Linked DNA regions of Homo sapiens: region 2 is linked to region 1. Evidence: chromatin loops called from intact Hi-C (ENCODE). Cell type or tissue: ovary. All regions are shown on one strand. Links, peaks and the distances in the headings refer to the core of each region. The heading gives the core; the rest is flanking DNA. Region 1 overlaps CACNB2 (calcium voltage-gated channel auxiliary subunit beta 2). Region 2 overlaps CACNB2 (calcium voltage-gated channel auxiliary subunit beta 2).

Region 1 (4,395 bases), core at 309-4,308:
CACCCAGTTCCAACAAACTGTCTCTTTGATTTCTCAGCTCCTTTGGCATTTGGGTTTGCTTTGCCTTTATGTGCCTTTCATGGAACACTACTGAATTGAAATAACGTTAGTACCCCCATCTCTGCGCTTTCCTCCTCCTTCCATCCATCAGTTCATTCCGAGCTGGGGTATTTTTTTTCTCCTATCTCTCTTTGACTGCATACCCTCTGACATGGAAGCCTCCAGAGCCTCCAGCCACTCCCCAGCCCACACCAAATCCTCCCCCTGGCCATCCAGCAACCAGGGGCCCCAAATCTGCGCTTCTGGATCACAGCTATGCCTGTGCTTCTGCTCCTCCTCTCGGTACAGAAGGCACTGCCCCTTCTCCTTCTTTTGCTTTGATCTGATGCACTCACCAAGACCCAGTTTGCTGACCTCCCTTCTGAGAAGTGCTACTGACCCCATTACGATATTCGACATAAAATTCTTCCTATCATTTCAGAAAACGTGTTGTTTTATCATTATGGTCTTTTCAGAAGGGAGATTTCTTTTTCTGCCTCTAATGTGGGCTGCTAATGTCATCCTCAGAGCTATGGGTGAAGAAATAGTCTCATTTAAGTGGCCATTCTCCTTGATTTGAAAGTGCAGCTAAATAACCCTCGCTCCCTCCTCCCCCACTTTTTTTCCATATTCCCAGGCTGGATAGTAGCAACATCTGAAAGAGACACCAATAACCGCAGACCTGTACAGTGTGGCAAAACTGGGAGTTAAAAGACAGGAGTTAAAATCCTGGCTGTATTCTGCCTGTGTCTTGGGGTGGTTTGATATTTCCTGGCTTACTTCTTTCCTGTGGTTTCTGGGTAAGATTTAAATGAGATTATACCTGCAAAAACTGTTTGTAAACCATTAAACAGTATACAAATGTAAGACAGAATAGACATTCAATTGATATTGATTGAGTTAATTCATTAGTGATCATACGGCCACACGCTCATGAATCTCAAGAAGTGCCGGCAGATCGTAGAAGCAACAAACAGGAAGATCAGGTTTTAAATCCCCATCTCTGCCTCTTACTGGCTGTGTAGCCTGGGGTCATACCAAATGAAGGAACCACAGCAGGGGACTGGTTTATAAGGAGCATTAAAACATCACTAGGGTAATTTGGGAAAAGGAATAGTTAACTCAGATCTCACTGTAACTCTTACAAAGCTAACAAAATGCATTATGGATCCAGCTTCTGCTGAAGTAGCCGATGCCAGTCAATAGAAACTTAAAACCATCCGTCTGGGGGCGGTGGCTCACACCTGTAATCCCAGTACTCTGGGAGGCTGAGGTGAATGGATCACTTGAGCTCAGGAGTTCGAAATTAGCCTGGGCAACATGGCAAAACCTCTTCGCTACCAAAAATACAAAAATTAGCCAGGCATGGTGGCACACACCTGTAGTCCCAGCTACCAGGGAGGATGAGGTGGGAGGATCACTTCAGCCCAGGAGGCGGAGGTTGCAGTAAGCCTAGATCACACCACAGCACTCCAGCCCGGGCTACACAGCAAGACCCTGTCTCAAGAAAAAAAAAAAGAAAAGAAAAGAAAAGAAAATTAAAAAAAAGCATCTCTCATCATGCTAGCCTGCCCTCCACTAAGAACATGTCTTTAATATTTGAAAATTAGGCCAGGTCCAGTGCTTCACACCTGTAATCCCAGTGCTTTGGAAGGCTGAGGCAGGAGGATCACTTAAGCCCAGGAGCTGGAGACCAGCCTGAGCAACATAGTGGGACCCCATTTCTACAAAAATTTAAAAACTTATCCAGGTGTGATGGTGCACATCTGTAGTTCCAGCTACTAGGGTGACTGAGGTGGGAAGATCATTAGAGCCCGGGAGGTGGAGGTTGCCGTGAGCTATGATGGCACCACTGCACTCTAGCCTGGGTGACAGAGGGAGACCCTGCCAAAAAGATGAAAGAAAGGAAAAGAAAGAAAGGAAGGAAGGAAGAAACGACGGAAGAAAGGAAGGAAGGAAGGAAGGAAGGAGCGAGGGAGGGAGGGAGGGAGGGAAAAGAAAGAAAAGAAAGAAAAAGAAAAGAAAAGAGAGAGAGAAAATTATTTGAATGAAGACTAACACAGAGCCTGCCTGTGGTGTCACGAATCCTGGTTCAGTCCTGGACCCAGGCCATATTTCTTAAACCCTCAGTTTCTTACATTGTAAAATGGGGCATCTAATATTTATCATGAAAGGCTGTTGTAATATTTTGAGGTGACCTACGAAAAGTTTGCATCAAGTAGGGACTTAATAAACTGGAAGTGAGTGGTGTGGTTTTTAAGCTGCTTAGCCCTGTCTCTCCAGGCTTTACCCTCCCCCATCCCCCATCCTCTGCCAGGGATTTTGTAATATCTGATATTAAAAAGGTTCTGCCGACTCCTCCCAGCTCAACAGAACATGGAAAAATACAATAGATCACTTTAAAAAAAAAAAGCTTATTATGTGCAGCCAAAAGCCTGAGAAACAGCAGGTCACATAAAATGAAGGAAATGAAATGTCCATGCTAAGTAATTATGTAGCCTTGGCCTTGAGCAAACAGAGGGCTGGCTGACATCAGAAAAGAACAAGGGCCATAGAGAGCGAAACACGCGGACACCTTGGTGTCCACACTAGGCTCATCCTGAAAAAGGGAGTGGAAATTGACAGGCTGAGGTATAGATGAATGTGCCTGTCAGGATGTAGCAGGGAGGAGGCGGAGCTTAGGCCACCTTAAGGGAGGACTGAGGCCCTTTAACCTGTTTCTGCTCCTGCAATCTGGAGATGGCATGACTTCGATTTGGCTCGGCAGGCCGTAAAAGCCCGCAGTAAAGTTATTACCTTGAAAGAGTGATTCTATATTGGACTGAACTCCCACAAACGCTGGGCTGGTCATGGTTGTGGGACGTAGGCCTTCTGTTCCCAAGCATAACCTCCTACTCTCTGACACAGGAGACTAGGGGGCCCAGGTTCTCATCCAGGTTCTATCAGAACGAGCTTCTTAACCTGATCCAAGTTGCTAACTAACTTGGGGTAAAATGAGAATATGAGCATCTGTCCCAACCCTTCGTGGGTTAGAGAAAGAAATTCTTTGGAAAGTATAAAGTAGCTACAAAATGAGGAACTTTAAGGAGCCGGGTAATTTTCTTCAATAAAATGGATTTCCTTTAATTTTGTATGAAACTCACTTCCCAAAATCGATTTCATATCAGCTGAGCTTTGAGACTACAAAGAAATTGGAATTTTTTTTTTTTTGAAGGGAGAAGTTGAAAGAGGGAGGGAAGAGGAGGGAGAAGGCACACGGAAGGTAGGTCTTAATCATATTTAAGCCTGATAAAAAGGAGTTAGAAAGTTTGCTGTGTTTAAAGCAGTTGTTCATAGTCCTAGAAACCATTCTAGCCAAAAAAGACAAGAAACAGCAGAGACTTTCGCTAAGAGGTTTAGGAAAAGCAAACATTGCAAAAGAGTAATATTTTATTTTATATCTAATTTGTCCTTATTACTCATCTCTAGGGCCACCTAAAAGCAGTCCTTATCAAACTAAACCTCATTAATTCTAGATATGAAAATGAGTCCACTTTTCCCAGGACAAAAAAAAAAAATAGACCCCTTAGTTTAAGATGCAGTGATATGTTAGTAGAAGGGGTAGGCTGCCTATTATCTATTTTTCTGTACATATTTCACTAGATGGAAGAGTTCCCATTTTCTAAGAGCCTAGCAGTTTCTGTTTTATTGGGGGGAAAAGCAACACAAAGGGAAAATTTAAAAATAAAATTTCTGCAATAGGATTCTGTCTCTGAAATTGAAGACAAAAATTCTCCTTAATATTATTACAGCTTTATTTTTAAAAACTAAAAAGGAAATTAAAATATTAATAGTGGTTGTATCTGGTGATGAAAGAAAAAGACTGTAGTACTTTTAAATGTTTTGTTAGTTACCATATAATAGTTTATACTGAAAAATTTCATTTTTAAATAAAGAAAAAAATGTTTCCTAATGTAAAAAGAAGGGAACATAGGAGCATTCTGTTTTATGTGCTTTTCTGCATAAGTATTAAAAACTACTACATTTTTACTATAACGATTGCTCCTGAAAATCGTGTAAAATACATTAAATAATCAATAATTATTCATGGAACAAGAGGAATGTATTAGTAGTGTAATACTCTTTTGCTTTCACAAAAATTAAATATGCTAAATGAAATTTCATTTATTCATTCAACAAACATTGGCTGGATGTATATTACTGACTAGCCTCTTTAATGACATTCTCTTCTGCAGTGCTGTGGAGTTGTAATTATTTATGCCAATTATTAATATTCAGTATTACATATATAGAAGGTGTTGGATATATGATTTAATAGTTCATATTTGAAGACCAGATATGTAGGGATTAAGCAAA
Region 2 (4,395 bases), core at 294-4,293, 100 kb before region 1:
TTTATTATGAAAATATAATGGATATACTTACAAAAAACATGTTCTTTATATAATTAATAGGTATGCTCTTTTGTGGTCACTTTTCTTGGACCCTCAAATCCACAGGTGCTCTGGAATAACATCAGAACATATTTCAAATCTTTAAGTCAAACAGAATGAAAACCAATCTGGAATGTTCTAGGATACCATTCTTTAATATCATGGAAATTTGACTTATCAGTCTTCAAGGAAGGGTGGCCTATGGGAATGCTTAAAAAAAAATCATTACTTTCACTAGGTGCAGTGACTCACGCCTGTAATCCCAGCACTTTGGGAGGTTGAGGTGGGCGGATCACTTGAGTCCAGGAGTTCAAGACCAGCAAGGGCAACATGGCAAAAAAACCCGTCTCTACCAAAAATACAAAAAATTGCTGGGCATGGTGGCACATGCCTGTAGTCCCAGCTACTCGGAGGGCTGAAGCGGGAGGATTGCTTGAGCCCAGAAGGTCAAGTCTGCAGTGAGCCCTGATCACACCACTGTACTCCAACTTGGGCAACAGAGTGAGACCCTGTCTCAAAAAAATTATTACTTTCTACTTTCTGAATTAACATGAAGGAGCATAAATAAAATTTTGAAGAGGTTCATGTGGTCAGAGGGGTAAACTGTCATATTCCAAAGAAAAGTGAAGATATCTTGAAGTAAAACTTCTTCCAAGTGAGCTGTGCTTATTAAGTACCAAATGGGATCCAATTTATTTGCAGTATTTAATCTAATGCAGTCAGAGGGCATAGCAGTTCTGACGAAGTCTGATGAAGGAGGAACTCTGTTTACTTCCACCCGCTCCTTCTCCCTGGATTAAAACACCACGAATTTTCTGCTCTTTGCTTTTCTTGAATAAGTTACCAAAAAAGAGCAGAACTAAGTCAACACCAAACTGCCCTTTGGATAAACAAGATGGAGCAGATTTATTTACCTTGGAACATGATTTTGAATTCAAGCCATGAAGTACACTGGAGGAATGCCTTACATCTACTAATTATTCATTTTGGAATTCCAATTTTGACTCAAGGTAATATTTGCATGTTTTATTTATTCCTAATCATTCAGTCCATTTTTTTCCTTTTTAAAACTGCTTTATTTTTTTCTGTTTCTGTACACTAACTCTGAATAACTGTAGTAGCTCATATCTTCTGTTAATGATTTATCTTGAAAATAGAAGACAACAGAGTCAGGTTAGCATAGGACTAACACCGTAGGAATCAACATGAAGAAAAAATAGGTTTCAGCTAGGCACAGTGGCTCATGCCTATAATCTCAGCAGCTTTGGGAGCCCAGGAGTTTGAGCCCAGGAGTTCAAGACCAGCCTGGGCAATATGGAGGAATTACATCTCTACAAAAAGTACAAAAATGAGCTGAGCATGGTGGTGTGCGCCTCTGGTCCCAGCTACTCAGGAGGCTGAGGTGAGAGGTTGGCTTGAGTCTGGGAGGTGGAGGCTGCAGTGAGCTGAGATTATGCCACTATACTCCAGGCTGTGTGATAGAGCCAGATGAAAGAAAGGAAAGGGAAGAAAGGGGAGGGGAAGGGGAAAGGGAAAGAGAGAGAAGGAAGGAAGGAAGGAAGGAAGGAAGGGAGGGAGGGAGGGAAAGAGAAAGAAAGAGAGAGAGAGAAGGAAAGAAAGGAAAAGAAGGAAAGAAAGAGAAAGGAAAGAAAGAAAAAAGACAGAGAAAGAGAGAAAGAAAAAGAAGGAAAGGAAAGAAAGAAAAGAAAAGGAAAAGAAAAGAAGGAAGAAAGAAAGAGAAAGAAAGACAGACAGACTAGGTTTCATCTGGGTGTGGTGGCTCAAGCCTGTAACACCAGCAACTTTGGGAGGCCAAGGCAGGAGGATTGCCTGAGACCAGGAGTTCAAGACCAGCCTTGGCAACGTAGCAAGACACTATCTCTACAAAAAATTTAAAAAAAAAATTAGCTGGGCATGGTGGTGCATGCCTGTAGTCCCAGCTACCTGAGAGGCTGAGGCACAAGGATCCCTTGAGCCCAGGAGGACAAGGTTATAGTGAGCTATGACTGAGCCACTGTACTCTAGCCTGGGAGACAAAGTGGGATCCTGTCCCTAAAAAGACAAAAACCAACTAGGTTTGAGGCAAATGACTTTGCTTTGTAGGTCAGTTTCTGCAACTAAAAAACGGGGATGCTCTGGACTAGCTCTGGCTACATGACTGGGGGACCCAGTTCACACTGAAAATGTGGTGTCCCTTGTTCCAAATTATGAAGGATCACAGCAGAATAATAGCAGAGCAGTAATCCAAGTGTGGAGCCCTTCTCAGCACAGGCGACATGCTCATGAAGCTAATACTAATAGCACATCTTTCATGGCGTAAGAGTGAGGAATAAGTAACATATGTAAAGTGCTAAGTATAGTGTCTGGCACATGTAAGGTTTTTGTTGTTGTTGTTTTGACATGGAGTCACGCTCTGTTGCTCTGATGTCCAGGCTGGGGTGCAATGGCACACTCTTAGCTCACTGCAACCTCTGCCTCCTGGGTTCAAGCAATTCTCCTGCCTCAGCCTCCTGAGTAGATGGGAATACAGACGCATGCCACCACACCCAGTTAATTTTTGTATTTTCAGTAGAGACGAGGTTTCGCCATGTTGGCCAGGCTGGTCTCAAACTCTGGACTTTAAGAAGAGATCCACCCACTTCGGCCTCCCAAAGTGTTGGGATTACAGGCGTGAGCCACTGCACCCAACCCCACAGGTAAGTTTTGAATAAACATTAACTGTTTAAAACATATTATTTCTGTTACTTTGCATTCCATATTATGGACTTCCCAATTGGCTTATTTATGTCTCTTTGCACATTCCTTTACCAATATCATCCATTCATTCTGTAAGTATTTGCGACTGGCAAGGCTACCAAAACTTCTGCATTCTGAAATGGCCTCCCTCTTTGTCTTCCTGGCAAACTCCAATCCATATTTTAAATTCAATGGAAACTTTCCTTCCTTTCAGATGCCTTCCCTGACCTTACTAGAGAGAAAGCTTCTCTTCATTATCCATTGCATATTGTTTATAATAGCACCAGCCACCCCATGTATGCAAATACTTATCTAATATATAATTCTCCTCCCTGTAATGCCGAAGCTCCTCATGAACAGAAACACATAGATGGTACCTAATTAATAGTTGACAGATGAGTGAATGAATGATTTTTTAAATTCCTTGCAAGTGTATCATCAAAGATTCATTTGCCTTCCTAGCCATTACACTCATTCGTATGATCAGTTAGATGTTTAAAATGGTATTTTCCCCTATCATTTTGTGTAATGTTTTATCTGTTGTACATCAGCAGGCTATTCATGGAATATAACATGCCATTTTCTACAAATGACTTTAAGATGGAGATGACTGAATTTATGTTGTCTCATTTCAATGTGTTCAAAGAAGTGTAATCATATTGTAACAGTTTAAAACATGCCTGAAAGAAGCTCACTACTTATTTTCTGGATGGAGAAAATAGGAAAATCTATTAACAACATAAAGCTTTCCAACTTTTTGCTTTCTGTTCAGTGTAGTTATTGAATGTGATTATCTCTTTTCATTAGGACATTCCAAGTAAGTGAATTTTCCAGTATTGAGACTCACTCTTAACTGCTCAAAAATATCACATTGAGATCCATTCTGGGGAGAATAATCTCTAATTCCATACAATCTTACACTGGAAATATGGAATCCAAGTGAATCTTTTTTTGATTATTCAGATTCATACTTATGAACATTACTATACTATGATTCGATGAGTGTTCCAAAATTAAAAAACAGACTAAATGTTCACCAACATTTAGTGGATAAATTGTGATATAGGTTCTAAAATGGAATATTATACAAATATCACAGACCAAATGCAGAAATGTAATATTCAGTAAAAAAAAACCAAGCCCTCAAAAAATATATACTTAGAATATGATTGCATTTACATACAAAATACAAAAATAGGCAAAATCACTCCACTTTGCTTAGGGATGTGTAAAGATATGGAAAAATAATAAAGAAAAACAAGGAGAGGCCAGGAGCAGTGGCTCACGCCTGTAATCACAGCACCTTGGGAGGCTGAGGCGAGAGGATTGCATGAGCCCAGGAGTTCAAGACCAGCCTGGGCAACACAGTGATACCCCATCACTACAAAAAAAAAAATTAGCTGGGTGTGGTGGCATGTGCCTGTAGTCCCAGCTACTCAGGAAACTGAGGCTGGAGACTGCTTGAACCCAGGAGGAGAAGCCAGCAATGGGCCATGATCATGCCACTGTACTCCAGTCTGGGTGACAGAGCAAGACCCTGTCTCAAAAAAAAAAAAAAAAAAAAAGAATATCACCATAAAAGTTAAGGTAGTGGCTATCATTTTTCTTGCAATTTTCTAT

The links. Peaks named below come from ENCODE experiments on the same cell type or tissue, not always from the same donor. Only the 100,000 strongest peaks of a DNase experiment are listed, where the experiment ranks them.
Region 2: a loop joins it to region 1, with 2.1 times the contacts of the local background. A loop is called at or near these places in 10 of 110 quality-filtered maps.

What each region holds. Positions count from the first base shown.
Region 1 is chr10:18,223,193-18,227,587 of GRCh38, reverse strand. All of the region lies in intron 2 of CACNB2 (calcium voltage-gated channel auxiliary subunit beta 2), which reads right to left. Among named protein-coding and RNA genes, the nearest start is that of CACNB2-AS2, 36 kb to the left of the region's middle. In ovary, for the core only: no CTCF peak of the experiment used is centred there; DNase peaks (open chromatin) are centred at 2,338 and 2,876; H3K27ac peaks cover 2,731 bases.
Region 2 is chr10:18,322,905-18,327,299 of GRCh38, reverse strand. The region is part of intron 2 of CACNB2 (calcium voltage-gated channel auxiliary subunit beta 2); the gene reads right to left. Among named protein-coding and RNA genes, the nearest start is that of CACNB2-AS2, 64 kb to the right of the region's middle. In ovary, for the core only: no CTCF peak of the experiment used is centred there; no DNase peak of the experiment used is centred there.